Linked DNA regions of Mus musculus: region 1 is linked to region 2. The links are chromatin loops, found by intact Hi-C in ENCODE. Cell type or tissue: left cerebral cortex. All regions are shown on one strand. Each heading gives the region's core, and the rest is flanking DNA. Links, peaks and the distances in the headings are about the cores only.

Region 1 (16,056 bases), core at 3,092-11,091, 76 kb after region 2:
CATTTAAGCTGGGTATTGTGGCAGACGATTATGATTTCAGCACCTAGGAGTTGAAGGCAAGAGAATCAACTCAAGGCTAGCCTTGCCTAAATGGCTAATGGATCTCTGTCACAGACAGAGAGACAGACCAACCAACCAGTTAATTTTAAAAGATTAAGACTGAATTTTTCCATAAAGGTGTGCGTGTGTGTATGTGTGTGTGTGTGTGTGTGTGTGTGTGTGTGTGTGTGTGTGTGTGTATGTGTGTGTACACTCCACATATAAATTGGGAAACATCAAAAGATCTTCTCTCAGTTTCCTTGAAGATGCTATTAAGGACCCTAACATATTAAGAGCATTTTTCATTGCCAAACTTATAATTTGCCAGCTTTGAGGATTCAATACATTTACAGTGGCTAATTATTTTCTTCAACATTTTCATGGTATTGATATTTAATACTCATAAAAGATAGGAAATATGGCCTTTAAGAACCTAGTGTAGACTAACTAGTCTTAAAATTAAGAACTTAATTTTTTAAAGATTAATTTTTAAAATCACGTGGCTATGTGCGTGAGTCTGTGTATTGATGTGCCTGTGTGAGTGCGTGTGCCTATGGAGCCAAAAAGAAAAAGAAAAGGAAAAGGGTCAGATTCTTTGGGGTTGCAGTTACAGATGGTTGTGAGTTGTTTAACATCGGTGCTGGGAACCAAGCTTAGATCCTTTAAAAGATCTCTTTGTATTCATAACTGATGAGTCTAGCCTAGGAACTTAAATATTTGACATATTAACCATAGGTTGTATCACAAACCATTGCACACAAAATTCTAAAGATCAAGAATATTTGTCTGTTGACTAGAAAAATATTTCTTGTTCTTTTAGCTTTGGTTTTAAAAAACACAGTTCTTAAGACAAGGTAAGCAACTCTACCATGCCATAAGAATTCTTTAAGCCAAAACTGTCCAAAAGAGGTAGATTGTGTGCCTCATATGCAATATACAATTTCTCCTAGGCACACTGTGTCAAGTTACTTTTGGGCTGGGGAGATTGGTCAGTGAGTAAGGAGCAATGTTTGCTTTGCAATCATGAGGGCATGAATTATGTCCCCAACACCCAGCTAAGCAGCTGGCCATGGCTACACTCAGGCCTGTAGCCCCAACACTGAGTTGGGGAAGAAGCAGGAAGATTGCTAGGGTTGTTTGTTTGTTTATTTGTTTGTTTGTTTTAGATAGTAGCCAGTCCAATTGGGGTGGGGGTGTGGCTGTGGCAGGTGGTGGGAGGGTAGGTTCCAAATTCAAAGAGAGACATTGTATTAAGAGACATAGGTGTAAAGTGACAGGGAATGACATCCTGTGTCCTCCTCTGGCCTCTGAAAAAGCACACACAGGGTACAGGCAGAACACACACACACACATCAGTTTTTCTATCAAATACAGCAAAACCTGAGATAATCGGATTCTCTATGCTATGTGCACATGTTCCTGTGTGTGTCTGTGTAAGTGTCCGTGTGTGCAGGCATGGAAGCCAGAGGTCATGAAAGACTGAGTTTTGAGTCTTCATTTATCATTTATCACCTTTTTTTTTTTTAACAGAGTCTCTCATTTGAGCCCAGACCTCATCAATTCAGCTTTGTTTGCTGGCCAATGAGCACCTGCAATCTACCCACGTCTACCTTCAAAGGGCTGGGGTTACAGATTTGTGCCCTCATGTGGGCCCGTGGGATCTGAAATAGGCCCTAGTGATTACATGCCAGGCAATCTCTGGATGGAGCTATCTCCCCAGTCCTGATGGGTTTTATTTTAACTCACATGGTTAGAGGTTTCAGAGTGCTATCTGTTGGCTCCGTTGCTTTGGACCTGTACATTAAGATGGGTTGGGGGAGTGACAGAGTTAAACAGCTTACCTCATAAATGGCAGGTGAAAGACAGAGGAAGAGGAAGGCCTTGGGTCTCACTATCTTTCTTGGGGATATGTCCCCACAACCAAAGACCTTTAGACTCTGCTTTTTAGAGCCACCCCCACATGCCAGTAGCAGCACAGAGAACAGCCGAGCCTCTACCACATGAACCTGAAGGGAACACTTGTGCAAAACACAGCACATACTAAAAAGTAAAAAGGGATAAATAGCATTAATTTTAATAGTAGATAGCAATGATAGCCTTATGAAGGAATAAGTTCTTAGAAATGATTCACTTGGCAAATTCTTTGTTACAGAACCATCATAGAGAATGACCTGAACTTAGACAGTGTGGCCTCCTACACACCTATATTATATGGTGTAACCTTTGGTCCTGTGCTACAAATCCTCACAGCATGTTTCTGAACTGATTCTCTAGACAACTATGTCAGAACACTAATTGCTTTTGTGCCTAACTCTATCCAAACATAGGCAGCCATCATGAAATACATTGTGACTACGTACATGGAGCACTCCCCAAGAAGAAAATCTGTTCCAGGCAAAGGACTGGGGGTTGCTCCAGGCTACTTGTGAGTGAGCAGTGAGCTCAAAGAAGCCATTAAATCTCACTGTGGAATACCTTACACATAGGGTACAATAAATTTCATATATATATATAATTGTTCATATATATATATAATTGTTCATATATATATATAAAACTGTTCTTTAATAATAAATTTAGCCCAGTTTACAGTAACTTTAATAACCTTAATTCTTTTGGAAACTGTATTAGTTAGGGTTCTCTAGAGTCACAGGACTTATGGGTAGTCTCTATATAGTAAAGGAATTTGTTGTTGATTTACAGTCTGCAGTCCAACTCCCAACAATGGTCAGTAGCAGCTGTGAATGGAAGTCCAAGGATCTAGCAGTTGCTCAGTCCCACACTGCAAGCAGGCAAAGGAGAGAGAGAGAGAGTGTTCCTTCTTCCAATGTCCTTATATGATCTTCAGCAGAAGGTGTAGCCCAGATTAAAGGTGTGTGTCTGAGATCTCCCTGTCTTAATCTTCTGGAATCCATAGCCACTATGCCTCAAGATCTCCATACCAAGATCCAGGTCAGAAACGTCTATCTCCCAGTCTCCAGATTAGGGTCCCTGGTGAGCCTTCCAATTTTGGATTGTAGTTCATTCCAGATATAGTCAAGTTGACAACCAGGAATAGCCACTACAGAAACTTTTTGACTTGTTTGTAATGTTATTTAACTTAAAACACAAATAATATAGTTCTTTATTTATATCTCTGTTCTGTAAGCTTTAGTCTACTTAAAATTTCACTTCTATTAAAATATTTTATTACCTCTACATACCTACCCACCCACCCACCTACTGATCGGTCTACCTATCCATCCAGGGAGGGAATAATAGTGCATGTGAAGATCAGAGGACAAATTTGGAGAGTTGGTTCTCTCCTTTCACCATGTGGGGCTCAGGGATCAAGTGTAGGTTGTCAGGTTTGGCAGCAAGTGCCTTTATCTGCAGAATCATCGTATTGACCCACTTTTACTTCTTAAACCTCTTTTGCCTTTAAAACTAAGATTCAGAGCCTACATAAGGTCAAGGTTCTCGTTATCATTGGTAAACCCTGTCTTTAAATGGTCAGTCCCCAAGGAAAGGTCTCCATGGTCAATACATGCGTGGGATTGCCACCTTCTACTGTGCCACTGCCTTCTTCTGGAACCCTCTTGAAGATCCTGCCAGGGGCAGCTACCTTACAGGTGGATATAAATATGTCTAAATGGATGGGGTGCACTTTGAAAATAAAAAATATAGTGTAGTACATATGTAAACCAAACAATTATTTATTGTTATCAAGTATTATGTGCTGTGCACAATTGTATGTGACTCATAGTAGAATAGGTTTTCTATTTTACACTAGTACCCCATCAAAAGGAAGAGTCTTGAGGCTGGTGAGGTGGCTCAGCATTTACCCTGCAAAGTCTGGCAGAAAGCCTAAATGCCCCCCCCCCCCCACACACACATATGTGCACACACACACACAGAGCCCACCACAAATAAATAAATGTATATGAGAAAACATTTTTAAAGTACATGTTCTGTACAAAAAAGTACATTTTCTGATGGGTATGATGTCTCTTGGAGACAGGACCATTTGTTTGCGTCTCTTATAGTCTCATGAGACCCCTATCACATACATTCTGACTTATTTATTCCAATTGCCAAAACGTTACAGTGTTGACTTTTAAAACAAGGCAAATTTTGTTCATTTGTAATGTATCTTACATTTCTACTTTTGCACAGAGTCTTTGCAACATCGTATGGATTTTGTAAGTACAGCCCATATCGATTTGCGATGGACACTTTGCAAGCACTGGATACCCACCTGCTGTTTGTAGAGACCATATTGACAGTGCACCATCAGACTGAGAAAACTACAGCGTTCGTTTGGGGTGTTAAAAGTTATTCAACATCTGACTTCTTGGCCTAAAAACCTTTCTTTCTTAGAAAATAAGAGCATCTCAACTTGCAGAGGACACAGTTTTCTGTATTAAAGACAAGTATTTAATTTTAAACACCTGGTGTCTGCTGAGTGCTTTTGCCACATATTCACACTGTCACTTTTTGGCCTGTTCAGTACTAAAGTAGAACCCAGCTGTGGGCCAGGGCAACGCCACAGTATACTGGGCTTTTCTTGCTTAATTTTTTTTAAGTGTCTAGTTGTGGGTGTCTGGAAGGGCTCAGATGTGTACCACATCTCCATTTTTTTTTTTTTGGGGGGGGTTTGGATCCAGGATGAAATGAGCATGAAGTCTTTTTATACTCTGGGATGTTTTGATTCATCCTCCTTGGTGGTACAAAAGTCCCCCAGGACTGCCACTCTCGTGCTTCAAAGTCCATCACGCATCCCGCCTCCAACAGAGCCATCATCCTTTGACAGCGAAGGCATCTTTACAGAGTTTTCTCAAGCTTCAGAAAGAACGTTTGCCGTTTAGTGCTGAGATAGGTGAAGAGGTATCTCTTACTCTAAAGAAATTAATTGATGTGACTCAAGCGCTTCGGAGGAGCCTTCTACCACCAGTGATAGCACAGGCTTTGTAGTCTTGGTTTTGTGTGTCATTCAAATGAAAACAATCCCATTCACTTTCCCTTTCAGGCTGCATGAGTAAATGGAGTTTATATTTGTTTCTATTTAATTGGTGATGGCTACTTTTATATCTTGGGGCCCGGATCTGGATGGGAAGCAGCCATTTGTTAGTAAGCTTTTGCAGGAGGATGCAAGTTTGGTGGTGGTGGTGGTGGTGGTGGTGGTGATGGTGAGCAATTCTCCTTTTTCTTTTCTTTAACTACCTCCCTCCTCCAGTTGCTAACTCTGTAACTGCAGAGATACCTTCTACGTGTCTGTGTCTGTGTCTGGTCCTTTACTTCCATTCCTCATTATAGATGGCTATGCCACCTGGCACAGTTGTCTCAGCTTTGTGCATCGTTTTTATAGGGCACATGAAGTCTTGAGATGAGGACAGGAATGAATGGAGTTTGTTTGGTAAAACAGAGCTGTGTGGTCTGAAGGCAATGGTGCTTGGGGTCCTTTTCAGGGAGTCACAGAGAGAGAGAGCACTTTCACAGACCCAAGAGCTGGGGTTGTCAGGGTGGGGCAGGTCTGGAGGAACAGCCTGTGGTGTTGTCATGGCTCAGGCTAGTTACATTTAGGGGACGAATAAATGAATGTGGAGAGATCTAGAAAGGTGGATCTTCTGTAGGAGACTGTAGAGAAAGCAGCTGCTGCCGTCCTACGTGTCTTTAAAGTCTCAGCTGGGCTTTGCTCTCCTTCACCCACTCCCCCACTCCCACCCCCACAAGGAAAAGCTAATCTCGGGGACCTGGCGCGGCCCGCTTCTCTTCGCCCACAAGAGGTGTCACCTCCCCGCCACCCCTCCGCCCTCGGTCTCCTGCCCCGCCCTCGGGAGGGTGGCTGGCAGCCGTACCCGTGGAGGCGCGGCAGGGGCGGGCCCGGTCCCTCGAGGCAGCCCGCGGGGCCAGTGGCAGGAGCGGCGCGCCGCCAGCCGCGGGGGGCGTGGGATGGGGGAGGCGGCGGAGGGGAGCGCCCGCTGTCACTAGAGCCAACCGCGCACTTCCGAAGGGTGTCGCGGCTGCGCTCCCCTCCCGCGCCCCGGGAACTTCAAAGCGGCCCGCGCTGCGGGCTGCGCTCTGGGACCCCGAAGCCTTGCACCGCCGCCGGGTGGCCATGACCCCAGCGCGCGGCTCCGCACTGAGCCTGGCCCTCCTGCTGGTGGCCCTGGCCGCCGACCTTGCGGCAGGTATAGTGGGTGTCTCTTTCCCAAGCTAGTGGGGGTGGCAGTGGGGGCGGTCTGCGGGTGATCAGAGGTGACGGAAGGTACTCTGGGCCAGGTGGCCGTCCGGGAAGCCTAATGGGGAAACATCAGTGGGCTGAGAGCGCGTAGGGCAGGGCGCAGCGTGGGCACCTGATGTCTGGCAGCCGTGGGTGTACAGGTGTTTGGGGGACGAAATCATCAAGGGAGGAAAGGAGACAGGGACGTGGGGCTTGGAGAGTGGGACTGAGGTGGGTGATTAATTTGAGGACAGTTTGCAGCAGAGGGAGTAGGGGAGCATTTGTAGGTGCTTGCTTGGCTGGGATCTGGGAGCCACTACTTCACACTGCAGAGACTTGGAGGGGTGCAGGTGCGCTCTGGGGGTGGCACTGTGTGGAGCCCGAGAGAGACGCACCAAGGGTGGGAGCATGGTGGGGGAGGAGTTGGCAACTTAGTCTGAGTTTTCGGAGGTGAAGTATATTCCAAAGGCCATTGGTGTCAATCTCGGGAGGCAGGAAAGGGGCTTACGTACGCGTAGCTCACAATGCATGTTGCTTTCGAGGTATGATTTTTTTTTTTTAAATTCAGTTTCCGGAAGTGGGGGTATGGCAAGCGTCCCAGCGTTTATAACAGGTCTGTGTTGCGATAGGCTAAATAGAGTCCTCGACCCGAGCTAGAATCCAAACGTTTCTTTTACGATGTTTACTAGAAACTGAGGCAAATGTATCTTTGCTTAAAAAAAAAAAGTCTGCTCTGGAACTATACTCTGTACATTGCCCTGGATTTCAGAGAACAGGGACAGGTTCCAACCTAATTCATTCTTTAAAAATTTCAACCAGACATTAAAGACATTTGTACATTAAAAAAACAAAACAAAACAAAAAAAAACCCCCAAAATCCCAAAACAACCTGGTGTTTTTCCATAAAGCAGTACTTTGTCCGAAGCTGATTTTGATGCTTTTTTTTTTTTTTTTTTTTTTTGCAGATGACAATCTGTTTGACATTAATAGCTATACTCAGGGTGGGTAGTTTCCTCGTGGCGACATGTGCAAGAGATTGTTTTGAGTCGTATGATTGCTGTCATGTACAGATTTCAGATGGCCTGAGAGAATTACCAAGAACAATATTCAAGTTAAAAAGCGATAATTGGAGAGAATTAAGTGATAAAATTGGAGGATGAAAACATTTTAGCCATCTTTAGGAAAGCAATCACTCTACTGCAGCCAGGAGGATGATGGTTGGGGGGCGGGGTGTCGGAGCTTACAAAATTCATCGGTGGGAATGAAATCGACTGTGCCAACGTCCTCATAGAACATGGGCAAGCATTTTGCTAACTTGGGGTGCTGAATGTATGTTCTTGACAACCGAAAAGAATTTACCACCCCAAACTACAAAACCCCCAAAGCAGCTTCCAGGTTTCACAGTTTGCATTGGCTACTTGTCTGTCTAGGTTAACCAAGTTACCTTTTTTTTTTAATTTGGGTGAATAGAAAGAAATAATTATACTTTTTAATGTATGTTTGAGAGATGCATTTTGTCTTATAACAGAAACTAAGGCACAACAACATAATAAAGTATGTTCCACATGTTTTTGACAAGGCACAGAAACTTTTGACACTAAAATCCAATATATATGCATTATGATATATATTCCACTTAAATCTGATTGTTTTCCTAAAAACTGAGATAATAGAAAAATGCATAATATGGAAGTTAACATGTCACAATAGTGGCAACCTTATTAAAATTAAACTTTTGTGGCCAATTTTTCTTTCCAATACAATTACTTTCAGATTTTCTTGGAACTTGTAGCCTATTTGTGCCTCACATAGCAACACGTGTTGATATTTACGTTATTTGTCCCAGGTTTTATATAATTCTTTGATGACCTTTTTAGCTTTGTTTATTTTATATATATGAACATCTCTCTCTCTCTCTCTCTCTCTCTCTCTCTCTCTCTCTCTCTGTGTGTGTGTGTGTGTGTGTGTGCGTGCCATGTGCTTGCCTGGTGCCTGAGGAGGTCAGAAGAAGGTGTTGGATCCTGTGGAATTTGAGTTACAGATGGTTGTGAGCTACCAGGTGGGTCCTGGCAATGAACCTGTGTTTTCTATAAGAGTACCCTGTGTTTTAGCCACTGAACTGTGGCTTCAGGCCCTCTTTGCTGTTTTGATAACAGAATTCTAGGTAGTTTCCTCCCCAACATTTAATTTTTGTTCTCAAATGCTTTCTACCCTATTTTTGAAAATTATGTCATTAACCCTACTGAGCATTTATACATGTGCACTTGACATGGTTGGCACGGTATATGGGAAGTTGTTCTGGACAGGAAGACATAGTGAGACTGTGTTACAGAAAACACCAGCTTTCAAAGTGGCCCTGAATATCTGAAACCATGATAAAGTAGTTGGCCATTTTTGCTTTGGCTGATCCTCTCCAGCATCTTTGTTACCTTTGAGGTGACATGAAGTCACAGAAGAGTTGATTCCAGAGTCATAGAGCTGGCAGAATCTTAGAAACCCTACTCACTGATCTACACACATTATTTAAAAGAGCTCCTCTTGTTATGTGGCTCTTAGACACCTCGCTGTTTGATAGGATGAAGTCTCATAGCGTTGACAACACTCCTTGTTCATACCAAACAAAGAAAGAACAGGCAGGAATATCCCAGGATCCTCTTCTCTGAGCTGCACCGGGACCTTGCAGGGTTACATCTTGTGCATTCTCTTTTGATGTCACCCCACTCCTTTGTCCTTCGGTCAGTAAAGAGGTGTCTCTCTAGAAGTACAGAGCTAAGTGTTTCCTTTAATAACTGCTATGGGGCTGAGGGTATCAGGCGGTGAGATGTTTCCCCCACAAGCAGGAGTTATCAGTTCACAGAGGTTCTCAGAGGAGCTTCTGGAAGGGAAAACCTGGGCCGAGCTTACAAATGCAGAAGCTGTTGCCACCTTTGCCCTTCTTTAGGCACAGGCATTTATTGGTTGATGGGCACAAATGTGGCAAGAACCACTCTGGTTCCAAGGAAGAGAGATCTCTGGCAGAGGAGAAATGTGTGGGCACCCTTGGGGCTTATTTCTTCATCATCTGAACTGCCCAAGGCTTTTGCCTGGTCTCAGACTTACAGGGATGCAAAATCATGAGCTCTCCTGATTCATGTACGTTATGCAAAAAGAAAATTACAGAAAGTTATTTGAAGTGGCAGAACATTGTAATTAAGAAGGACAATCTTTAACTCAAGCAATGGACCTGTCAGGGGCAGGAGAGATTATGGAGGGATCTAGTCTAGGGAGAGAAAGGGGCATCTGCAGATAGCAGGAGCTGAGCTATGGATTAATGGAGGTGATTATTCAGTTGAATTTTCAATGCCCACTAGACATTAAAGTGTACATCTTAAGAAATAAATTGGTTTTAGGGGTCTGAAGGACATGTCTGGGCTAATGGTAAAAAAAAAACAACAAAAAACAAAAACCAAACAAACAAAAACCAAACAAACAAAAACTCTGAGCCAAGTCCATTTGCAGATAATTTTGAAAGATATGCCAGGCTCTCAAATTTAGTAAATGAAGCACAGACTCAGTTAAACTGAGTTTCATGTAAATAATGAATAAATTTTTAGTCTTCATGTGTCACTGATATAGCACCAGACATACATAGATTAAAAATCAGTTTCTGTGATGACCAGTGGTTGCACACACCTTTAATCCCAGCACTTGGGATGCAGAGGCAGGCAGATCTATGAGTTCAAGGCCAGCCCAGTCTACAGAGTGAGTTCCAGAACAGCCAGGGCTACATGGAGAAACCCTGTCTTGAAAATAAACAAACAAAATATTATGTGTGTGTGTAAATTTCAGTTAGATGGGAACTCTCTGTCTTTAGCTTGCAGCTCACAAGAAAGAAATACTGTGATAATATGAATTCTTGCTGCACATGTTCCTGGCTCTTTTTATTGAAAGAACAGAACAGACCTATTTCTGTGTCAGGTCTCTTAGAACTTTTGTTCTGGCTCTGCCTCTGTCCCAGGTTGCATCTCAGGATAGGTCACTGTGAGCTCTTTGAACAAGAAGTTCCCCTGCTCCTGTGTGGCCAGAAGCAGTTCTAGCCTTTTTGAATCTGATTTTGAATATCTCAACGTAAGAACCTAGGCAGAGGAGAAAAATATAATTCTCTAGGAACCCTGGAAGTGACTGTTGAATCGAAACAGTTGTTTTCACTCAAATCTGTAGTCTTTTGAAAGTGATTGTTATTTATCAATGCCATTTGAGGGTTTTTTTCCTTTTGAGTAATATTTTGTGTTTTCTCTATTTTAGGGGGAATTCTTCCAGGTAGTAAACACCCAACTGACTGATTTTTCTCAGTAGTTCTTGTCTAACTTACTGCAAATCAGTTGCTTGTTGCAAATCAGAAAGTTAGGGGTTGGGGAATGAGACAAGGTCATGATTAGGGAGGTAGTCAAGCCCCTTAGGACCTGCTCTGTCTAACACAATTTGTGGTTTGGGGCCACAATTTAAAAGAATTATTGCAAGGCTTTTGGGAAAGGAGCCAGAATGTAAAAATAGCCGCCAGAGGCGATTTCACTGTTACTCTGGCTTAGCCTCCACCTATGACTGCTGTTACCAGCTGGCTGGCCCCACCTTCATGTAAGCATGCTGTGTTCACGGATTCTTAGGCTCTAGATAAACTCTCTCATACGGAAATAACTTATTTTTAACAAGTGATGAAGTGAATTTTCAAGTATCGATGATAAACTAAAGCAACAAAGCAAAATTTCTAAGAACAAAGGGCATGACGTGCCGCACCTTATTGCGCCATCTTGGAGGTTGCTTCAGGATCTTTTGGTGCTTTGGCTTGCTCTATATTAAGATTTATTTTCTTCCAGTTACCAAACTTAAGGATTTATTTTTTATTTTAAGATAATGTGAGGGCTGGTGAGATGGCTCAGCGGGCAAGAGCACTGACTGCTCTTCTGAAGGTCCCAAGTTCAAATCCCAGTGACCATCTGGTGGCTCACAACCACCGGTAATGAGATCTGGTGTCCTTTTTCTGGAGCATCTGAAGATAGTTACAGTGTACTTATGTATAATAATAAATAAATGTTTGGGCCGACAGAGTGAGCAGAAGTCCTAAAATTCAATTCCTAACAACCACATGAAGGCTCACAACCATCTGTACAGCTACAGTGTACTCATATACATAAAATAAAAAGATAATGTGATACGTTCATAAGTAATATAAAAGCAACACTTTTTATTATATAGTATGTAATATAGTACACTATATATAATATAGTATATATATATATATATATATATATTATATGTTACATTAGGAAAACCTAAATATCATCTTGGTTCAAATGCCTTTCCTTGGTTAAAAGGGAAGACCTATTAGAATAGGGAACAAAATACCCATGGAAGGAGTTAAGTTTGGAGCTAAGATGAAAGGATGGGCCATACAGACACTGCCCCACCCGGAGATCCATCCCATAATCAGCCACCAAACACAGACACTATTGCACATGCCAGCAAGATTTTGCTGAAAGGACCCTGATATAGCTGTCTCCTGTGAGGCTATGCCAGTGCCTGGCAAACACAGAAGTGGATACTCACAGTCATCTATTGGATGGAACACAAGGGCCCCCAATGGAGGAGCCAGAGAAAGTACCCAAGGAGCTGAAGGGGTCTGCAACCCTATAGGTGGAACAACAATATGAACTAACCAGTACCCACAGAGCTCGTGTCTCTAGCTGCATATGTTGCAGAAGATGGCCTAGTCAGCCATCGTTGGGAAGAGAGGCCCCTTGGTCTTGCAAACTTTATATGCTCCAGCACAGGGGAATGCCAGGGCCAAGAAGTGGGAGTGGGTGGGTAGGGGAGCAGGGTGTGGGGAGAGTATAGGGTACTTTCAGGATAGCATTTGAAATGTAAAAAAAGAAAATATCTAATAAAAAAATTGAAAAAAAAATAAAATAAAAGGAAGACCTAGAAAAGGGGGATGGTTGTGTCAGAACAAAGGAAAATAACTTTTTGTAACCTGCTATGTAGCCCATAACTGCATGGCATAACTCCAATATACTCTACCTTCCTAAATCCCTACTAATTCAACAGTCAATGAATCAATGAGGGAGCCATGTAGGGCACGGATAACCCAGAATTCTAGATCTGGACACTATATCGTTTCAAGGCCACCAATTGTTTGACAAGTAGGCACTATGGAAGAGGCAGATCTAGGCCCCCAGGGTTCCTTTCCACATTAGTACAGCTCTCAGGCAAACTGTGAGGAACACAGGTGACAATGATGTGAAGTAAGGCACAGGCACTGGGTCTCTGGGAAGGAATGCAGAGTTCCTTCTCTGTGCTGAGGCCACAGTAACTTTTTCTGGATTTGTTTCTGAAGGAGAAGACAAAACTATGACTCTGACTTCTATATATTTCTTGGTTTTTTGAGAGTTGGATCTCAAAACGTGAGGGCTTCCTGGTCCCTAGAACGTGAACAATACAAACATCTACTTGCCTTTAGGAATTCAGTAAGAAGGAAAAGGGAGAAGGAGATGGTGAGAATGTGAAATGTGTTCTGAGGACTGCTTCCACCCAAGTCCACAGGCCACCTCCCCTCTTGTGCATCCCTGCTCTGATTGGCTAGCAAGGTTCTACTTGTTCTGATTCTTCACTCCCCCCACCCCCATCCCCCGCCTCTAAAATCACTTACCTTTTCTGTTATTCTCTTCTGTTTTTCTGAGAGTAGGCATGACTGTGTCTTTGGAGCTGTTTTAAATTAATCCTCTCAAGAATTCATGGCTGAATCATTCAGTATGACTCAAGAGCTTGCTTATTATTTTTTAAAACAATTTAAATTTGCAATGACTTATACGTCCCAAATTAGAGCAATCTAGTTTTTCATTAAACTTTTCACATAGAAATACCATTGGAATGCTCAAAATTTGAAGGTGAACTGCAGCCCCCTCCCAAGTCTGTTTCGTCATCTTAATTTCATGGCAAGGCACAAGGACAGTGATAGGTGCCACATCTCTGTGTGCTGATTAAAAGTTTTGAACAACTTCATGACTGATTTAAAGAAAGATTTGTGAGTGTGTGTGTATGTGTGTGTATGTGTGTGTGGTCAAAAATAGGACAAGACAAAATCTAGCCCATCAGGACCTGGGAAATGGTAATTCTATTGCAAAATGTTTCATACATGCATGCTTATCCAAAAGATGGTAATTGAGAGAGTGGTAATCCAGATTAGAATGGTTATTTTTTTTTTTTTATAAAACAGGCTGTTTTAAAACAGAGCCAGAATATATTAAAAAGTATTAGCTCCTCACAGCTCACAGTTCTGTCTGATGACACTTTCCTGGCCTGCTCTCCTAGACGTGTATTTTTTTTTCTTCTTTACCACCCCCATTACCACTCTTCAAGAGTAAAAAATTCTTCTCTGAACATTTCCCTGCTCTTAGAGTTATAGTAAGACCGTGTTCTCACTTAAACTCCACTTACAGGCTGCAATATGTATTTCCAGGAAATAGACAATGTACTAAACTTGGAAAAGTGGAAGGATAGTTCTAGAATTAGAAGGTTCCTTGTAAGATAATAAATGTGTGCTTGAATGGAATTAATTTTTTAAAGAAACTATTTCCTAGGGATGGTCTCTAGCTATATTTTTACTAAAAGGCCTTGCTTTCTGCAGAGTGCAGAACGTTGCCCTCAGTAAAACACTTGGACCTCTTTCAAAGAGTTGGGGGTTAGTGAATCAGGCTCAAGACACTTGGGGTTTTTTCACCAGCATAGAGGATTTTGTAATAGCTCATCACCTGTCACCCATTTTCTGGGTGCTCCCTTTTGTATTTCTGACATTGGGAATTTGAACTCCATCTCTTCATTACCTTGGCAAATCTGGCTAGAAGTTTATCAATTTTGTTGATTTCTTCAAAATATATAGCTATCGTTTTTATTGATTCATTTTTCACTTTCCTCCTTGTTCAGCTTCATCATTTCGTTTTTGCTGCTTACTTTGGGTTTGATTTATTTATTTTGTTTGGTTTCTTGAAATGGTACCTTAGATCAAGTGTTGGCAGCTTGTCCCTATAGGATCTAGTAGCACATACATTCAGGCTTTAGGATCAGTGTCCTAAAGTCTTTGTTGGATAGGTGTTGCTTGCTGCCTTTCAATAAAACTTTATTTATAAACAACTCAGACTAGAGTTTGTCGATACTTTCTTCTGTCATTCACTCATGACCTTTGTGTTTTTTTCTAACATACATATATAAGCTGCAAGCTGCTCCAGTCCACCCACGCAGGGTCATCTGGGTGGTGCTTCTATTTTGATTGAATTTAAAATATTTTCTCATTTTCTTGTTAATTTTGTGGGACTGATATGGAATATAGATATCTGTTGTTTGATGTACAAATGTTTTAGGATTTTAAAAAATAAATTCTAATTTAACCCCATTGTTGGTTTAAAGAAAATCCACAACCTGTATGGTTTCAATGATTCGACTTTGTGTTTGTTTTCTAGGTCAGCATGTGTTTTCTAGGTCTGACCTAGTGGGTATGCAGGGGAGGATTCTGCTTGGCATGGGCTGCATTGTTCTGTTGGCTCAGCCTGCTTGACAGTGCTATTCAAAGCTTGTGTATCTTACTGAATTTTTGTCTCATGCTCTCTCAGTTACTAAAGGAGTGTTGAATTCTCTAATTTACCCGTGTTATTTGTCTATTTATGTTTCTAGCTTTCCCAGATTTTGCTTTTTGGATTTCCAATTTTGTTATTGGATCCGCTCACATATAGGATTTTTTTGTAACAGGATTTCTCTGTGTAGCTCTGGCTGTCCTGGAACTCACTCTTTGTAGACCAGGCTGGCTTCGAACTCAGAAATCCGCCTGCCTTTGACTCCCAAGTGCTGGGATTAAAGGCGAGCGCCACCACTGCCCAACCCCACATATAGGATTTTTAAAAGTTCTCGTCGAAATATATTTTATAGTTCCGTGTGTATGGGTATTTTGCCACCATTTGTGCCCATGTACCAGGTGTGTGCTAGGTGCCCATGGTGGTCAGAAGAGGACATCAGGTCCCTTAACACTGGAGTTATGAGTGATTGTGAACCACTATCTGGGTGTTGGCAATTGAACTCAGGACATCTCGAAGCCAATACTCTTAATCACTGAGCTGTCTCTCCAGCCCATATTATGTCTTTTTGATACATATTGGGAAATCTGTTTTACCTATGGAGTTATTTATTAAGATGACACACTGCTCTTCATAATTGGTAACACTATTTGCTTTGAAGTCGATCCTGTGCATGTAGTTCTACTATTCTGATAGTCAATATTTTTAGATCTACTTAGAAAACCTATTAGGATAGCTATTATAACTTTCTGGGGCCAAGGGAAGGGCTGCATTTTACAGATTTTTCTTTTTCTTTCTTTGTTTTTTTTTTTTTTTTTTAAATTAGGTATTTTCCTCATTTACATTTCCAATGCTATCCCCCATACCCACCTCCCTAATCCTCTACCCACCCACTCCACCTTTTTGGCCCTGGTGTTCCCCTGTACTGGGGCATATAAAGTTTGCAAGTCCAATGGGCCTCTCTTTCCAGTGATGGCCGACTAGGCCATCTTTTGATACATTTGTAGCTAGAGACAAGAGCTCTGGCATACTGGTTAGTTCATATTGTTGTTCCACCTATAGGGTTGCAGATCCCTTTAGTTCCTTGGGTGCTTTCTCTAGCTCCTCCATTGGGGGCCCAGTGATCCATTCAATAGCTGACTGTGAGCATCTACTTCTGTGTTTGCTAGGCCCTGGCATAGTCTCACAAGAGACAGCTATATCTGGGTCCTTTCAGCA
Region 2 (16,056 bases), core at 2,701-10,700:
AGCTGATCTTCCGACTTACAAAAATGTTTTTCCTCCTCTTTTCCAGATCTGTGACTGCAATATGACATTAAGAACAGTGAGTCCATGAACAGATGCCCTGGTGATGAGCCCAGGCCTACAACTTTGCAGCTGTTTAATTTAGGACAAGTCACTTCCTTCGGATCTAGTTTCTTCTTCTAGTAAGTGGGCATGATTTGCTATGGTGATTAAATGAGCCAGTACTTACTGTTTCCTCAGCTGGCCTTTCCAATGTTCATACTGCACTTTTCTATTTCTTGGCAATAGATTGTGCATTCAGAAAGTGACAGTTCCTTAAAAGTCAATTCAAGCTTAAAAACTTTGACTATACTTTATCAAGTAGCCCTGGTTGGGGTAGTCAAGATAATTGTAAAGTTGCTAACCTCGAGATATCCACGAGTCTTCCTGGGCTTCTGGTTTCTTTCCTTTCTGTCTGCTCTGGTGTGACTCTTGGAGGAAAGAGGCTCATCTGGGGAATCCCCAGTTATCCTGAGGAAGCTGGGTGGTAGGCTGTAAACTTCTGGGAGTCGTTTTATAAGTGAGCAGGGGATCTCTTTCTACTGCAGTACTCCATATTTTTACCTGGCACCCTTCCCGTTTTGCCTTCCACATTTGTTTTAGTGTGGATATTTGGGATAATTAATTTCTTAGCTTTTGCAAATCTGGGAAAGTCTTTGCTTCTTTGAGCTTAGACTTCTGAGTTACCAACTTCAAGTACAGTTAAGAACTCCTTGTGTTATTTTCTTGTTTGTGTTTTTTCCCCCATGAAGGATTGCTGTCCTCTTACCTTTCTTGTGCTGTGTGTGATGAGTCTTTTCAGTGACTATTTCTTTCCTCTGGACACTCCAGTTGTTCATGCATTACTTAGGCTGCTGAAGTCCCACAGATCATCGGTGGATACCGCATTTCTTTTCTTTCACGTTTTATTTTGGGTGGTTTCTATTCTGGGGTCTTCAAATTCATCAGTCTTTCCTACAATGCTCTATGCATCATTCATTCTCCTCAAACCATTTTTCATCTCTTATGTTGAAATTTTTAATCTCTGTAAGCTCATCATAAGCATTAAAAAATATCATTATTTCTTTAATTCCATGGTTGCCAATATTGAATATAGTTAAGATACGGTAAGGATAATTGCTTTAATGTCCTTGTCTGCCAATCTTTACATCTATGTCAGTCACAGGTTCACTTAGGTTAATTTTTCTTCTTCTAATTGTAGGTTATAGTTTCTGGATTCCCTATAAACCTGTTTGTTTGTTTGTTTGTTTGTTTTTTAGATTCTAGACATTATAAAATTTGTATTACTGGATATCAGATATTTTGGTGTTTCTGTAAATATCTTTAAATGTTGTTACCGAATAGTCACTTGGAAATAGTTTATTTCTTGTGGGTTTTGATCTTCATAGTGTTAGGTAGTGCTGGAACAGGCCCAGTCTAGACCTGGGTTTTCCTCATCACTGGGTAAGAATTCAGAGTACTTTACCCAACAAGTATGACTTATGCATTTTGCCAACTTCTTTGGGGACAACAGGCATTATCCTTGGCCCCGTGTAAAGACCAAAACTGTGGCCTTTCTTTCTCTCCCTCTTCTTTCTTTCTTTCTTTCTTTCTTTCTTTCTTTCTTTCTTTCTTTCTTTCTTTCTTTCTTTCTTCCTCCCTTCCTTCCTTCCTTCCTTCCTTCCTTCCTTTCTTTCTTTCTTTCTTTCTTTCTTTCTTTCTTTCTTTCTTTCTTTCTTTCTTTCTTCTCTCTCTCTCCCCCTCCTTCCTTTTCCTTTCCTTTTCCTTTTCCTTTTCCTTTCCCCTTTCCTTTCCTTTCCTTTCCTTTCCTTTCCTTTCCTTTCCTTTCCTTTCCTTTCCTTTCCTTTCCTTTCCTTTCCTTTCCCCTCTCTCTCTCTTCTCTCTCTCTCTTTCTCTCTCTCTCCCCTCCCTTCCTTCCATCCTTCCTTCCTTCCTTCCTTCCTTCCTTCCTTCCTCCCTCCCTCCCTCCCTCCCTCCCTCCCTCCCTTCCTTCCTTCCTTCCTTCCTTCCTTCCTTCCTTCCTTCCTTCCTTCCAAACAGTGGTTCTTAAATTGTGGTCCTTACATCAGTGACACAAATATGAACTGAGCACTAGCTACATATGGAGTTTACTAGTATATCAGATCTATAGAATTAGACGCTAGGTGGGGAAATACAATAAAGAGTCAATAAGCTAAATATGTTTTTTTAACAAGCTCCCAAAGTAAATCTGATAAGTGCTAATTTCTGAAAACCCAATACCCACAGATGGAGAATATGGGAGAAAAAGCCTAAGGAAACATTTCAAGAGTCTTTGAACCCTCCAAATCAGGCACCTGTTAAACTCACTGATGTAGCTTAACCTAATTCAACTAAGATGAGTGACTTAAGATGAAGGCCATACACAGAGAGAGTTCTACTTTTCCTCTGGAACACTTTGTGGTTAGGGAAGCTCACTATGAATCTGCTCTTCTCTTATAGTGGTGAAAGTTTGGGAGTTCAGACCAAGCTGAAAGCTGGCATTAACTAATCTTAATGTGTATGAGACCATGTCTCCAGCTTTTGGGATTTCTTGGTCCCTGATGCCATGTCTGGTAAACAAGCTGTTGGCTCCAGAGGGTGAACTTGGCAAGATCCAAAAAGGGGAAAGGAGCTTTGTGCCGTAGGGCAGCGTGCTTCAGAGAAGAATTGCAACAGCATTGAGAAAATGCATTTATTTTGAGAAAAATTCCCTTTCAACAGCAGTGGGTCAGGCTCTCAAAGGGCAGAGTTGTCCAAAAGGAGTCCATCTGACTGTCTGTTCTGTTTCCCTTGACAACATGATAGGCCCGCCCCTTCTCTCTGCCCCTCAGCTATAGAACAGAGAAAAGGAAACAAAAGTTGTTACTTGCTGTGTTTCTCTTAAGTAGTTTTTCTTACCACAGTTCAAAATTAAATTTAAGTAATTGGTCTTTTCCTGAATACACTCCAATTTGTAAAGTGTATAGATCTATCTATAGACTGAGAAATACATTAAGTAGTACAAAATTGTAATGTAATCTAGTGTTTCTTTCTTTCTCCATATATATATATATATATATATATATATATATATATATATATACATATGTGTGTGTGTGTGTGTATATATATATATATATATATATATATATATATACAGTACTGTGGGACTGGTCTTCCCTTTTCCTCTTACCTCTTTGTCTCATGTATACATATGTATACATATATATGTGTGTGTGTGTATGCATATATAGATACATATATATATATATATAGATACACACACATATATATATATTCTTCATAAATTGATTATATATATCCATATATATATCTGGGTCCCTTCCTTATTTGTTCATGTATACCTTTTTGTTTTTGAATAATTTGTTGATACTCTGAGTCAAGCAGATGCTATCAAAACAATGAATTTGAGTTTTTAATAAAAGCTGTTTTTGTGCTGGCAAGACAATAGTCAGAATTGGTACTGAGTGAATATTATTGATACAACTGAATGATGGTATGTTCATACAATTTCTCTGAGGTTGTGAGTACTCAGGAATGGTTTAAATAGGTGCCATGTTGTCGTCGCCTGTATATCTCTTCAGTGCTGCAGCTGAAACTGGTCCATCTCAGTATAGTCAGCAGGCTCAGGTATGGTCCCTGTAACCAGCCCTGCCTTGGCCTTCTGTCTCGATATTTTCCCATTTTAATACCACCATAACCAAGTTCCTTAGGGTGAATTCTGTCTTACAAGCCATTTGCTCTATGTTAAACATTTACGAGTTTCACACTAACTCATATAGTCCTTTAATATGGCTGTTTCTCAGAGTGGCCTCGTGAGAGGCATTTACGATCCCAGCTGCTGATGGGGAAATTGAAATGTGGAGAACTGCATCTTCTGAATCCTTACCTCCATGGCATTGCCCTCTAGCTTCAGAGTTTTGTCCTGTGCACGCTGCTGCGCTCGAATTCCTCCACCGCAGTGACTTCATCTCTTGCCCTGGCTTTGTCCCCGCACGCGCATGCGTCTTCCCATGCCGTGGCTGGGTTTATGGCTCCTAGGCCAGAAGTGATTTCACTACCTGTCCAGCAGAGAAACTGTCCTTATCTGTGTGTAGCTTTCGGCCCTGGGCTGTTCCCACCGCTGCTTTTTCTTCTAGAAAGCTTCCCCATAGCAGGTATCATTTCATGTGTACTTGGTAGTTAATAAATAGTGGTTGTTTGCCCTCCTTTCTTAATGCACGCAGAATAATAATGCCATAAACACTGCTGGACCTTGCCGTGGGACTTTTTCCTAGGGCTTTTTCCATTCAGACATTTTGTTTTGTTTTGTTTTCATTGTTGCCATTGTGTTCATTGCTGGACATTAAACTTAGAGGCTCGCACAAAAGCTGACAAGAGCCTTATCATTCCGATTCCAAAACACCAGAGCTTTTCCATTTAATCAGCAAGAGAGGCAGAGACGAACATGAGGCCTTGGGTCAGGGAAACACTGGTTAGTACATGCGCAAATACATTCTAGCTTATTGAAGAATGATGACCCTGTCTTGGAAAATTTTCCTGTTTTTATAATCCATATGAGAATTCTGGGTTGCTGTGTAAAACTGATCAAAATTTAAAGGACCGTGCGGACTCCAGAGAATCTGAAGTTCAGAATTTCTACATGAATTTTGCCTTATAAGGGAACAAAGTAAGTGTTTAGTTATGCATGGTTTGTTTAACATCCATAGGCACACAAATTGCATATAAATCCTCAAGTGACAGTGGCCAGCATGGTATACAGAAAGAGGCCCAATCAAATGAAGTTTAAGCAAAGATTTCAAGTGGAGGTGACAAAGCAGAGAAAAGACAGAAACCAGAAAAGCAAACAACTCCAGGATAAAAGGGAAGGTGTTAATCAAAATTATTGGCACAAACTGAGTGCACATCTTATTAAAGTTGTTCTCCTGTGAAAATGGCACCTCCCAAGATTGAGCATGGGTGGCTTTGTCATTGTGGCATCAAAATGACAGGGTAGTAACATCATCAGTGTGGAGTGTGATAAATGACTGGAGAGCTTTTTGGAGAATCTGCTGACTCATGGAAGTCATAGAGACTCTTTCTGCTTGCAGTTACTTACACCCATAATCTCTGTTAATGTTTGCCATGAGCCATATCACACACGATCCGAAAGGGCTTTTTTCATAAAAGAAAGACTTCAGAAAGATATGCATTTTCTGGAGGACATACCATTTCAGGAACATGAGTAGCATTTGTTGACTTGGTGGCTATTTCTTCAATTTATAAGTATTTATAAACATCTTTCCCCTCCCCACCCCCCAACCAAGGAATAGTGGCTACAAGGGAGTAAAATCTTTGAGGTCTGCCTTTTTTGAAATGTTTGGATGGCTTGGGAAGAAAATACCCAGCTATAGGGGAGCACACTGAAGATGTTGCAAAATAAGAGGAGGCGATAAACCAGAGAAAAATGAGCAAGCTCTCTGACATTTGACTAAGAGTCTGTGCCAATGTCTCCCCACACAAGATGACTTACGATTCACTTGAAGTGTTTCATAGTGCAACATATAAAGGAAGGTTTCTCCCCTCACATTTTAATAGTCAACAGGAGAGTAGCTTTACTCACTTCTACTACCTATAATGCCTTGAGGTGACCATGTAACATTGGTGTCAAGCTACACCCCATGGCTGTGATGATAACATTTAAGGGCAGGACACTTAATGTGGACCCACATGAAAAAATGAATAGTATAACCAAATATAAACCAAATATAAACCAAAATTACTCCATGCCTTGGAGGAAGGGTGTGTATTCCTCTTGATAATAGCTTCAGAGTGAAGCCTTCCGTTACCATGTGTGAGATGAACTATAGTAATCCTTTCTATATCTGTAGCTATTTATAGAGCTATAACTTGTGACTACATAAAAACATATGTGAATTTTTAATTTTCCTTCCCATCTATATTCTAGCTCACAGAAATGTAAGTGGAAGCTAATTTTTATGTTTTGACAGCCTCTTGCCAATGTTATCCTTAAGGCTTTCAACGGTGGGGATTTAAAGTTGCCTAAAGAGTTATTTCAGATTTAGATCTGAAGTCAAGTCCAGTATGAAAATTCATGGGTGTGGTGGTGAATTGTTTATTCATCCCACGTGACTGGCACACAGCTCTTGACTGTGCCAATTCCAAGAACTGTGGATAAGGTAGAGTTGCATAGCCAACAGACCTTACAGTGCAGGTGGAATTATAGTTGCTAATCAGTAGAAGTTAGAGCAGGGCTGATCATGCCTTGTGCAATCACTGAGTCCTTCACAAAGTGGAAGGGAGCTGGAGAAGAGCAGAGGCAGATGTGGTGGTGGAAAAAGAGTCAGAAGGGGGTTCAGTGTGACTGACTGGCTTTGAAGATGAGAGGCAGGAGCTGCTGGAAGTGGTGACAGGCAAAGGAACAGCTTCTCTTACAGTAGAGCCTCCGGGGCAGAATGTACGAGGGCCTGCTGCTCTGTTGGTGGGATTTCGCCTTCTGATCTATAGAACTCCCATTTAGAAGTGTGTGTGTGTGTGTGTGTGTGTGTGTGTGTGTGTGTGTGTGTGTGTAAGTGTGCATATGTGCAGGAGCCCTTGGAGACCAGAATAGCATGTAAGATCCTCGATAGCTGCAGTTCGAGATACTTGCCAGCTGCCCTTGAAGGATTCTAGAGAGCATAAAGTCTCTCATAAAACAACACTATTCTTAACCCCGACCGCCATCTCTCCAGTCCCGCACCCCATTTTTTTAGTTACAATTTTGTTACAACATTTTAGAAGGAGCTGAGCCACAGTTCATATAGGGAGAGGAGTCGGTTCTCTCCTGCCATATGGGTGCTAGGAATTAAAGCCAAGTTGTTGGGCTTGGTGGCAGGTGCCTTTCTACACTGAGCCATCCCCCTGGCCCCATCTTTGGAAGCATTAGCATATTTATGTTGTGTAAGCCCTTAAGGTTGTTGTAACTTGTTATGACAATGAATAGGGAACCAGTTCACCTTGAAATTAGTCCACTTTGTCGAATTAATCTTCTTTCCATTTGATAATAAAATTCATTTAAGAGTTTTAAGGCCTCTGCTTTTGACTGTGAGAGTCCCTCCATAATTAATCACCCTCCCACAGTAGACATCAGAAAACAAGCTGGAATATTTAAAGCCAGTTTTCTATCTCCACACGTGAAGCAGGACTACCTAGGAGAAGGAAACCTCTAGACACACCGTGCTCTAGACGCACCAGATTTCTGGGAGAGAGCAAGTCAAATGAGTAAGCCTACAGATGAAGCAAGCCGCATACGCTAGACCTATGAGCTGTGCAGATGGCGACTCCACCTGCCCCCAGTTCTCCATCTGTGCGGCACATATATTCTCCATATATTGCTTAGTTAAGGAGCCTGGAGAAACCTGCAGTGAGGATTCACAGAGCTGTGTTGGGGTAATCTTCCTGTGCACTGTGGAAAGGTTGTCTTTGTATTATTCAAAGGTTGATTTCTGAGTCAGCTGAGAGCTGAGTCCTGTCTGGACCTTGGCATTGTAATTCTAATTGCTACCTGCATCAGATTTTGTAAACCATCTTCTCCATTCTCTTTTGATTGGTTGAATTAACAGATGGTGGCCTATAAAAGAGCAGGAGAGAAAAGGATGGATGTCCAGGCAGAGACACAAACTCTGGGAGGGAATCAAGGATGTTCCTGGTGAATGAGGAGGTGGAAGGAACAGGTGTGGGGACTGACTGAATAAGAGATAATGGGCCATGTGGCAAAAGCGGATTAGGATGAAGGAGTTATTAAGTTATACAGGCTAGGTGGGAACAAGCCTCAATTATAAGGCCTAAGTTCTCATAAATCATATAACTCTCTTGTTATTATTGGAGAGCTGATGGGTCAGAGACAGTTGGATGGTAGAGCTGGGTGACAGAGAGAAGGAAACTATGGAGAAAGACCACAGACGATGTATATGTGTACAGAGATATGCTTGAGTCTTGGCTGAATAAAGACTTGCAAACACATAGAATAAAATTCTGCGAGGCTGGATAGGAAGAATGTCTCAGGAATAAGTAATCCTAACGGATACAGTGCTTGAGGTCACCTTCAGTGTTTCCTGTGTTGGAGACTTGTTCCTTGGGTGACGAGACCTTTGATACAAGGCTTCATGGGAAGTGTTTGGATCTCTTGAGGTGTGGCTTCAGGTGGGTCTTTAGCTGTTCTTTGTTTTCCTGACTTGTGACATGATTGTGGTGTCGTCCTCAATGAAGCCCTTCCTATAGCTGAACTGATACTAGTTTCATGCCTTTGAGCCTTGAAAAGTTTGAACAAAATATATACTTGTCCTTTGTCACATTATCTAACCTATATGTTCTGTTACAATACAATAAGATGCATCAACTTTATATGCCTCAGTACAGGGGAACGCCAGGGCCACGAAGTGGGAGTGAGTGGGTGGGGGAGTGGGGGTCAGGAGGGCATGGGGGACTTTTGGGATAGCATTGGAGATGTAAATAAAGAAAATACCTAATTAAAAAAAAAGAAGATGCGTCAAGTCAAATAAGTTCTTAAGTTTACACATGGATGGAAGTTGTTACCAGAGCCGGAATAATGACGCCTTATTGAGTACATGCGACATTTCAGAGTAACTCAAGAGCGGCTATGACATAGTAATGTGGCTGGAACCACCTTAGAACAATGGCTCTTAAAGCTCTACTCTGAACAATAGAAGCAAGTTCCCTCAATCACAAAGTGACTCACACACAAAAAATTAAATGTAGGTCAAGGTCCAAAATTACTTAAACTAATCTAGTGAAATCACATGTTCAGCAATGTAACATCTACAATATTCAGTATGGAATAAAAATAGTAATTTTATACACTTGAAGAAAGGGAAAATAGACATTCAGACTCAAAGGGAGCATAAGGAGGAGACAGTGATTCAAGAATACTCATGCATCTGCTTTAGATATGCTTGCTATGCTCATGGATTTAAGAGAAAACATAAATTTAATATAAACATGGAGATAGAATAGAATAAGAGCCAAATAAAACTTTTAGAATTGGAAGTTGCGGTAGCCAACGAGAAATCGCACTGCCTAAAATGTCAGCCAATGGAGCTCCAAAGGCCAGTGATTCTGAAGACCTGGCGATCAAAATTACTCAGGATAAATTCCAGAAGGGGGAGAAACTAGAATCATTGAGAAGATTGCAGTAACTTGGGGACAGTGTTCGTGCAACTAAGACCCAGGAAAACTAGAGTCTCAGTGCAAAGGGGTGATAGAAATGTACTGAAGGACTAACTTGCAAAACTATTCCAATCTAAGGGATGTCATTTGTACAAACATTTCAAGAGTCCAACAAGACCCAAGAATCTAACACTTAGTAAAACTCTATAAACATTAACAATATGATACCAAGTTGCCAAAGTCTGGTAAGAAGGTGTATATATTTAAAGTGGCTAGGGAGAAAAGATGTACCATGTGCTGAGGAACACAGATGTGAAAGTATTCTTCTCATTAGAAATGATGAAAGCCAGAAGTCACCGGAACAGCATTTTTTAAGTACTGAAAATAAAACTGTCAGCCCAAAATTTTATGCCCTGTGAAAATATCTTTTACAAATGAGTTTAAAGTAAAGCATTTTCAAATAAATCCAAACTGAAAGAATTCACCTTAAATAATTTCCCCTGCAATAGTAATAGTGATAATGATGATGCTGATGATGATAATAAAAAGTAAAAAATGTTAAAGTAATCTGAGGTCAATGGAAATCACGCTAGATGCACACTTGGACAAATGCAGGGATAAGAACTGGAAAAGCCAGGATGTTCATAAATGTAAATGACTTCTTTCTCATTTCCCATTATAGTTTTGTGACTATTAGAAATGGTGAATCTCAGGATGAGAATTTTATCTAGAGCTAGATAGAAACTCTTTTATAGAGTCAATTCATCAGGAAGACAAATCCCACAAGTATTTATGCATGGACCTAATAACAGAGGCTGAAAATATTAAAAGGAGATATAAGATCACCTACATTCATAGTTGGAAATTTCTGAATATCTTCTGTGGTGGGGTTAGAAGCTGGGACTTTATACATGTAAGACACTTTATCAGTTGAGCTCTGTCCTCTCTGAAATTCCAAGGACAAATAGAGGTAAACATGATTTAATCAAATTTATATATATTATAGACATATATGAACATATTTGTATAAAATGAATTTATATAAAAATTTACAAAAAAATCAACTAAATTTACAAAAAAATCAACTAAATAAAACATTTGACATGGGGCTTTTGGTGGTAGCTTAGTGGTACAGTACTTGCCTATCATGTACAAGGCCCTGGGTTCACCTCCAGCACTATAATCAAGCAACCAAAAAAATACCATTTATGAAGATAGATAGTATGTTCACTATTGCATATAGTTCTTCCTCCTGAGAATTCAATACCTTCTGTGGGTACTTGCATACATGTGGTGTACATTCAGACTCACAGATACATGTGTGCACATGAACACACACACAAATATATCTTTAAATGTAACTTTAAAATTGGACAATGCATAAGCAAGCATATTTGCTTTTCTCTTTGCTGTAAAAGCAGCCAAAATAGTTACAAAAGGTAATCCAAATGAAGATAGGAGAAACAAAAGGCAAAATAGGAAAATAGTACATTAAATGTAAATGGTCTAAACATTCCAATTTAAAAGTAAAATTGAACTACATTGACTTTAAGAAACTCATTTCAAATAACATAAACAAAAGTACACACACACACACACACACACACACACACACACACACACACACTAAATGTTTAAAACACAAAACAAAACACCTAATTAGAGAATCCTGGTATGTTCAGTGTACACATCTATCTATAGCATTCATTAAAAGTCATGGAGCTAGAGACATTGTTCAGCAATTAAGAATACTTGTTACTGTTCTAGAGGACCTGAGCTATGTTTTTAACACCCAGGTCAGGCAGTTGACATTGCCTGTAACTCTATCTAGCTCCAGGTAATCTGACAACTTATATGTGATCACTTGCACACATGTGACATACATTCATATATGCATACACATACACGCAAACACACACTCACACATAAATCTTTAAATATTACTTTGAAATTAGATAATTTATAAGCAAGTAAATTAATGTTTCTCTTTGTTGTTCACCTTAGAGAAATATTTCCTCTTTAGTCAGTTAAGGGATGTGAGGGGCTACACATCAACTCCTTTTTAGCTTCAAGCTCAGGATCAGATCTCAGAATACTATTATTTGCAACAGTTCTTCAAATATTTAGAAACATCTGAAGACTTATTTTATTAAATGATAAAATCACTCCAAGTAGAACCTCTAGTAGCTTCCATCTTTTAAATTTTAATTTTATCCTTATGTTTTCTCTTGCAACAGGATATATTTTGTATGTACTGATTTTCAGTCTAGTGTATTTTCCCCTTTATACATTAAATTCTTTGAAAATCTGGTTTATTTTTCTATGTGTAATCATACTAATATTTGTAACACGGAATCCAAATAGTGTGTCTAGAAGAATAAGATTTTTAGCCAAGGTAATAACAAAGTAGAAATGACTTTGATATCAAGGAGCTCAACTTGTGGTCATTGTCTACTTCCTAAGTGAGCAATATGTCTGTGGGATAAGTAAAAACATATTTCCTTTCTTCCTGATCAAGATGAGAAAGTCTCTTAAAATGTAGGGAAGATATTTAAATATTATTTTTATTATAGGACTTAAACCTTTAGGGTATATACTCATACTTGTTAGATTGTAATACTTGTTCCTGTCTGAAAGAATTACAGGGATGGAAATGGAGAGGAGCCTGAGGAAAAGAAGGTCCAGAGACAGCCCCAAAGAGGGATTTAGCTCAAGGGGAGGTCCCAAGGCCTGGCACTATTACTGAGACTATGGAGCACTCACATAAAGGGACTGATCATGACCGCACTCCGGAAGACCCAACAAGCAGATGAAAGAGGCAGAGACAGATAGTTGTGCCCAACCAATGGACAGAAGCAGCCTACCCCTGTTGTTGAATTAGGGAAGGCTAAATGAAGCTGAGGAAAAGGGTGATCCTGTAGAAGGACCGACCAGCAGTCTCAATTAATCTGGATGCCCGAGATCTCTCAAACACTGGACCACCAAACAGGCAGCATACACCAGCTGATACGAGGCTCCCAGTACACATACAGTAGAGTACTGCTGGGTCTGTGTTCATTCAGAGATGCTGCACCTAACCCTCAAGAGACTGGAGGCCCCAGGGAGTTTAGAGGTCAGATACGGTGGGAGGTGGGGTTATCCTCCTGGAGGCATGGGGGTGGGGAGGGGGTATGGGATGTGGATCAGTTGATGGATGGATGGGGATGGGAATAAAATATGGAGTGTAAAAAATTAATTAAGTAATTAAAATTATTTTGTACCTGTAATGAGTACTTTTCATTTAACAGATATTTTTTTGTTCTACAATTACTCTTAACTCAGGCCCAGAAATAATGACTGAAATACACAGTAGACAAGATCTCTCTGATCTTGCACAGTGTAGAATATAGTAGGAAAACCCCTTTATGTTTCTGATTGAAAATAGTACTACAAAAGAGAGAAACACAATTTTTTAGGTGAAGGACTTGGCTCCTCTGATGAAGGAGTGATCTGAAGGTGTGACCTACCTCGTTCTTCCAACCAAATCTGGTTTTCTATACCGTCTGTGGTTCTTGCTTTGTAAATACAATCCTATACAAGTTGCTCATTTGGAAGTCACTTCACATGGCACTCCCTTTGCTCAAATTTCTCCTGGTTTGCAAGAGCCTAGTTGCTCTTTGGTGAGTTTCTCTTTAAGTGAGTTTCTCGGAAGTAATCTAATATACTCAGAAAAGAATGGCACACTCAAACCTTTAGGCTTCTCTAATGAGACTGGCCCAAGGACATATTGGGATAAGCCATTTGTCTGCACATGACTCCTTTTAGATAGAAAATTGCATCAGCAATGATATTTATTCTGCCATTAGTGGGATAATCTGGAGAAAGGCAGTGGAGAGGTAGCTTGCAAGAATCAAGTCTACTGGGGGAATGATGAAAAAAGGGGCCTTAGGGCCCAGTAAGATCCAGGAAAAATAAAGTTCCAGGGATGTGGAATTTATGTGCAGCTCTGTTGTGCCCTGCAGTGCTGTGCTGTGCTGTGTTGTGCTGTGCTGTGCCCTGCAGTGCTGTGCAGTGCTGTGCTGTGCAGTGCTGTGCTGTGCTGTGCTGTGCTGTGTGTGCTGTGCTGTGCTGTGCTGTGCCCTGCAGTGCTGTGCAGTGCTGTGCTGTGCAGTGCTGTGCTGTGCTGTGCTGTGCTGTGCTATGCTGTGCTGTGCTGTGCTGTGCTGTGCTGTGCTGTGCTGTGTGTGCTGTGCTGTGCTGTGCTGTGTGTGCTGTGCTGTCCTGTGCTGTGCTGTGCTGTGCTGTGTGTGCTGTGCTGTGCTGTGCTGTGTGTGCTGTGCTGTGCGGTGCTGTGTGTGCTGTGCTGTGCTGTGTGTGCTGTGCTGTGCTGTGCTGTGTGTGCTGTGCTGTCCTGTGCTGTGCTGTGCTTTGCTGTGTGTGCTGTGCTGTGCTGTGCTGTGTGTGCTGTGCTGTGTGTGCTGTGCTGTGCTGTGCTGTGCTGTGCTGTCCTGTGCTGTGCTGTGTGTGCTGTGCTGTGCTGTGCTGTGCTGTGCTGTGCTGTGCTGTGTGTGCTGTGCTGTGCTGTGCTGTGCTGTGCTGTGCTGTGCTGTGTGTGCTGTGCTGTGCTGTGCTGTGCCGTGCCGTGCCGTGCCGTGCCGTGCCGTGCCGTGCCGTGCCGTGCCGTGCCGTGCTGCATGTTCACATACAGGTATGTGCACATATGTCAAGGAGGGTTCCAGAGTAGGAACTGAGTAGGAAGATATTTGAATGCAGGACTAGAAGGAAGAGAAACGATGATGATGGCTTGGCAGGAGGCCAGTATTTTTAGCTGGAACTCCCACTTTTGGTGTTAATCATTAAACAGTTATATACCATTTGGCAATTTACAACACACTGGTCAGTAAGTTTCATAATTTCATCCTTGGCATGTAAATTAGTTAAGGTGATGGTTGTACACTCTTCCTTTCCTGAGGAAGAAAGGGAGGCTCAGAGTCTTCAGATGTCTTTTTCTCAGAATCAGAGCTGTTCTGATACCAAGGTTAGGCCAGGAGTAGACAAAGTATAGATTGTAGGCCAAGTGGGACTTACTATCTAATTTCGTAAATGTAGTTTCACTGGCATACAAGGATAGCAACTTATAAACTATTGTCTCTGATTGTTTTTGCTGTATAAAAGCTGAATTGATAGATCGACAGGCATCTCAACAGAATGCATGTTCTCTAAATGTAACCAAACCAAACCACTCTACTCCATCTGGACCTTCACAGAACTGAAAGGTATGCAACAACCACAGATACCACGGTGGTGCCCTAGTCAGTCTGATGAGACCTGACCCCAAACTTACCAGGGCATGAACAGTGTTGTGTGCCCTTTCTGGGAAAATCAGTATCAAAATGGAACACATGCTCCTCTCATTGGTCAGCAATGCCAAAGGTTTATTGCTCCTAATAGAAAGGAGAGGGGTGTCCCGCATGAACCTCCAGTGCCTTCTTAGTCCTAGCTCAGATCCTCCACATGGACAGTGTGTGTGTTGCTGTTGATCATCAAACTAATTTTACTCCTGGAGCATCATGACTGCCATCCACACCTGTGACCACGGAAGTTCTCCTCATGTACTATTGGCTTGTGGATGTATCTTCTTTCATTGGCTAGGGAAAGAACCCAGGCTAGTGTACCATGAGTATGTCCTTTGGTAGCCATAGCATTAAAAATGCATCTGAAGCTAATTTTAAAAACTGGAAATACGTTTCATAAAGACACAAATATCTACCTGAGCTTGAAGAACAGGAAAAATCTGGATCATTGGGATATCACATGGTTTTGCATGTTTGAGAAAGCAGCAACTGTCCTGCACTAAGGTATGGTTACATTCTCTGGCTCCTGGAGGAGTCACATAAGTATAGCAATGATTTTAGTGGGTGAAATAGAACCTGGTGATTAGTGGGTTGAAGCTCTCACTAATTGAAGTTTCTACTTCAGTCCTATCTGGCTGTGTTCACATGCAGTGCAGAAATGTCTTATGAGACTATAGGTTTTGAGACTATAGGTTTCTTCTATGTTTTCCATGAGAAGTTTCAAATCCAAACTTTATATTTAAAATTTCACATTTAAGCCATGGTAATGATAAAAATTAAACAAAATGGGTATAAGGTATTGGATCAATTCTCTGTGGGTAAAGTACATGTAAGATCTAGTTCTACTTTGTAGCCTCTACAAGGCTATATTAGAGCATTACTCTGCTGGAAGCTTCGCCCAGGGCAAAATGGGAAAAGCTCAGTTGGATAGAGCCATCTTGGAATGGAGCATCATTGATATTCAGTCCTTCCTGTTTTGTACAGAAACATTAGCAATGAGTCTTTTTTTTCCCTCTAAATTTACATTATTTTATTTTTATTTTGTGTGTATCTTAGTTTTGGTTTGCATGTATGCATGTATGCATGTATGTATGTATGTGGACCACATGCATTCCTGGTGCCCTCAGGATCCAGAAGAAGGAGTTGGAGTCCCTGCAACTGAAGTTACAGATGGTTGTGAGCTGTGGGTTCTGGGAACCAAATCTGGGTCCTCTGGAACATTATCCAAGTGGTCTTAACTTCTGGGCCATCTCTCTCTAGTCTTAACAGCTTTACAAAAGTTACCAAGCAAAGCATTGCAAAGCTCAGTATCAACTACCCCTAAGTCTCAGAGCATCCCAGACCCATCCTATCATGAAAGTTCCATCTTTCCTGTTTTTTTTTATTCCAACCCGAGTACTACTCACGGCAATGTTACAACCCCAGATAATAGATTTCTCCACAAGCTTAATTTATGTAAATAAGCACATTTTACTTTTACAAGGCTGGCATTTCTCAAGCAGTTTATTTTATAAAATGGAAA

Evidence for each region. A loop is a pair of places that touch in the nucleus more often than their neighbours do. Peaks named below come from ENCODE experiments on the same cell type or tissue, not always from the same donor. Only the 100,000 strongest peaks of a DNase experiment are listed, where the experiment ranks them.
Region 1: it touches region 2 in a loop (5-fold over the local background); 3 of 42 quality-filtered maps call a loop at or near these places.

What each region holds. Positions count from the first base shown.
Region 1 is chr2:58,347,761-58,363,816 of GRCm38, reverse strand. It overlaps Acvr1c (activin A receptor, type IC), which reads left to right and starts at 6,059. Exons shown (of 9, transcript NM_001111030.1): 1 at 6,059-6,209. The coding sequence starts at 6,137. In left cerebral cortex, for the core only: no CTCF peak of the experiment used is centred there; DNase peaks (open chromatin) are centred at 5,405, 5,771 and 6,464; H3K4me3 peaks cover 1,887 bases; H3K27ac peaks cover 1,658 bases.
Region 2 is chr2:58,423,701-58,439,756 of GRCm38, reverse strand. It overlaps LOC108168760 (a long non-coding RNA gene), which reads left to right. Exons shown (of 4, transcript XR_001783309.1): 1 at 1-179. Among named protein-coding and RNA genes, the nearest start is that of Acvr1c, 74 kb to the right of the region's middle. In left cerebral cortex, for the core only: no CTCF peak of the experiment used is centred there; DNase peaks (open chromatin) are centred at 5,037, 5,509, 6,864 and 7,361; H3K27ac peaks cover 1,421 bases.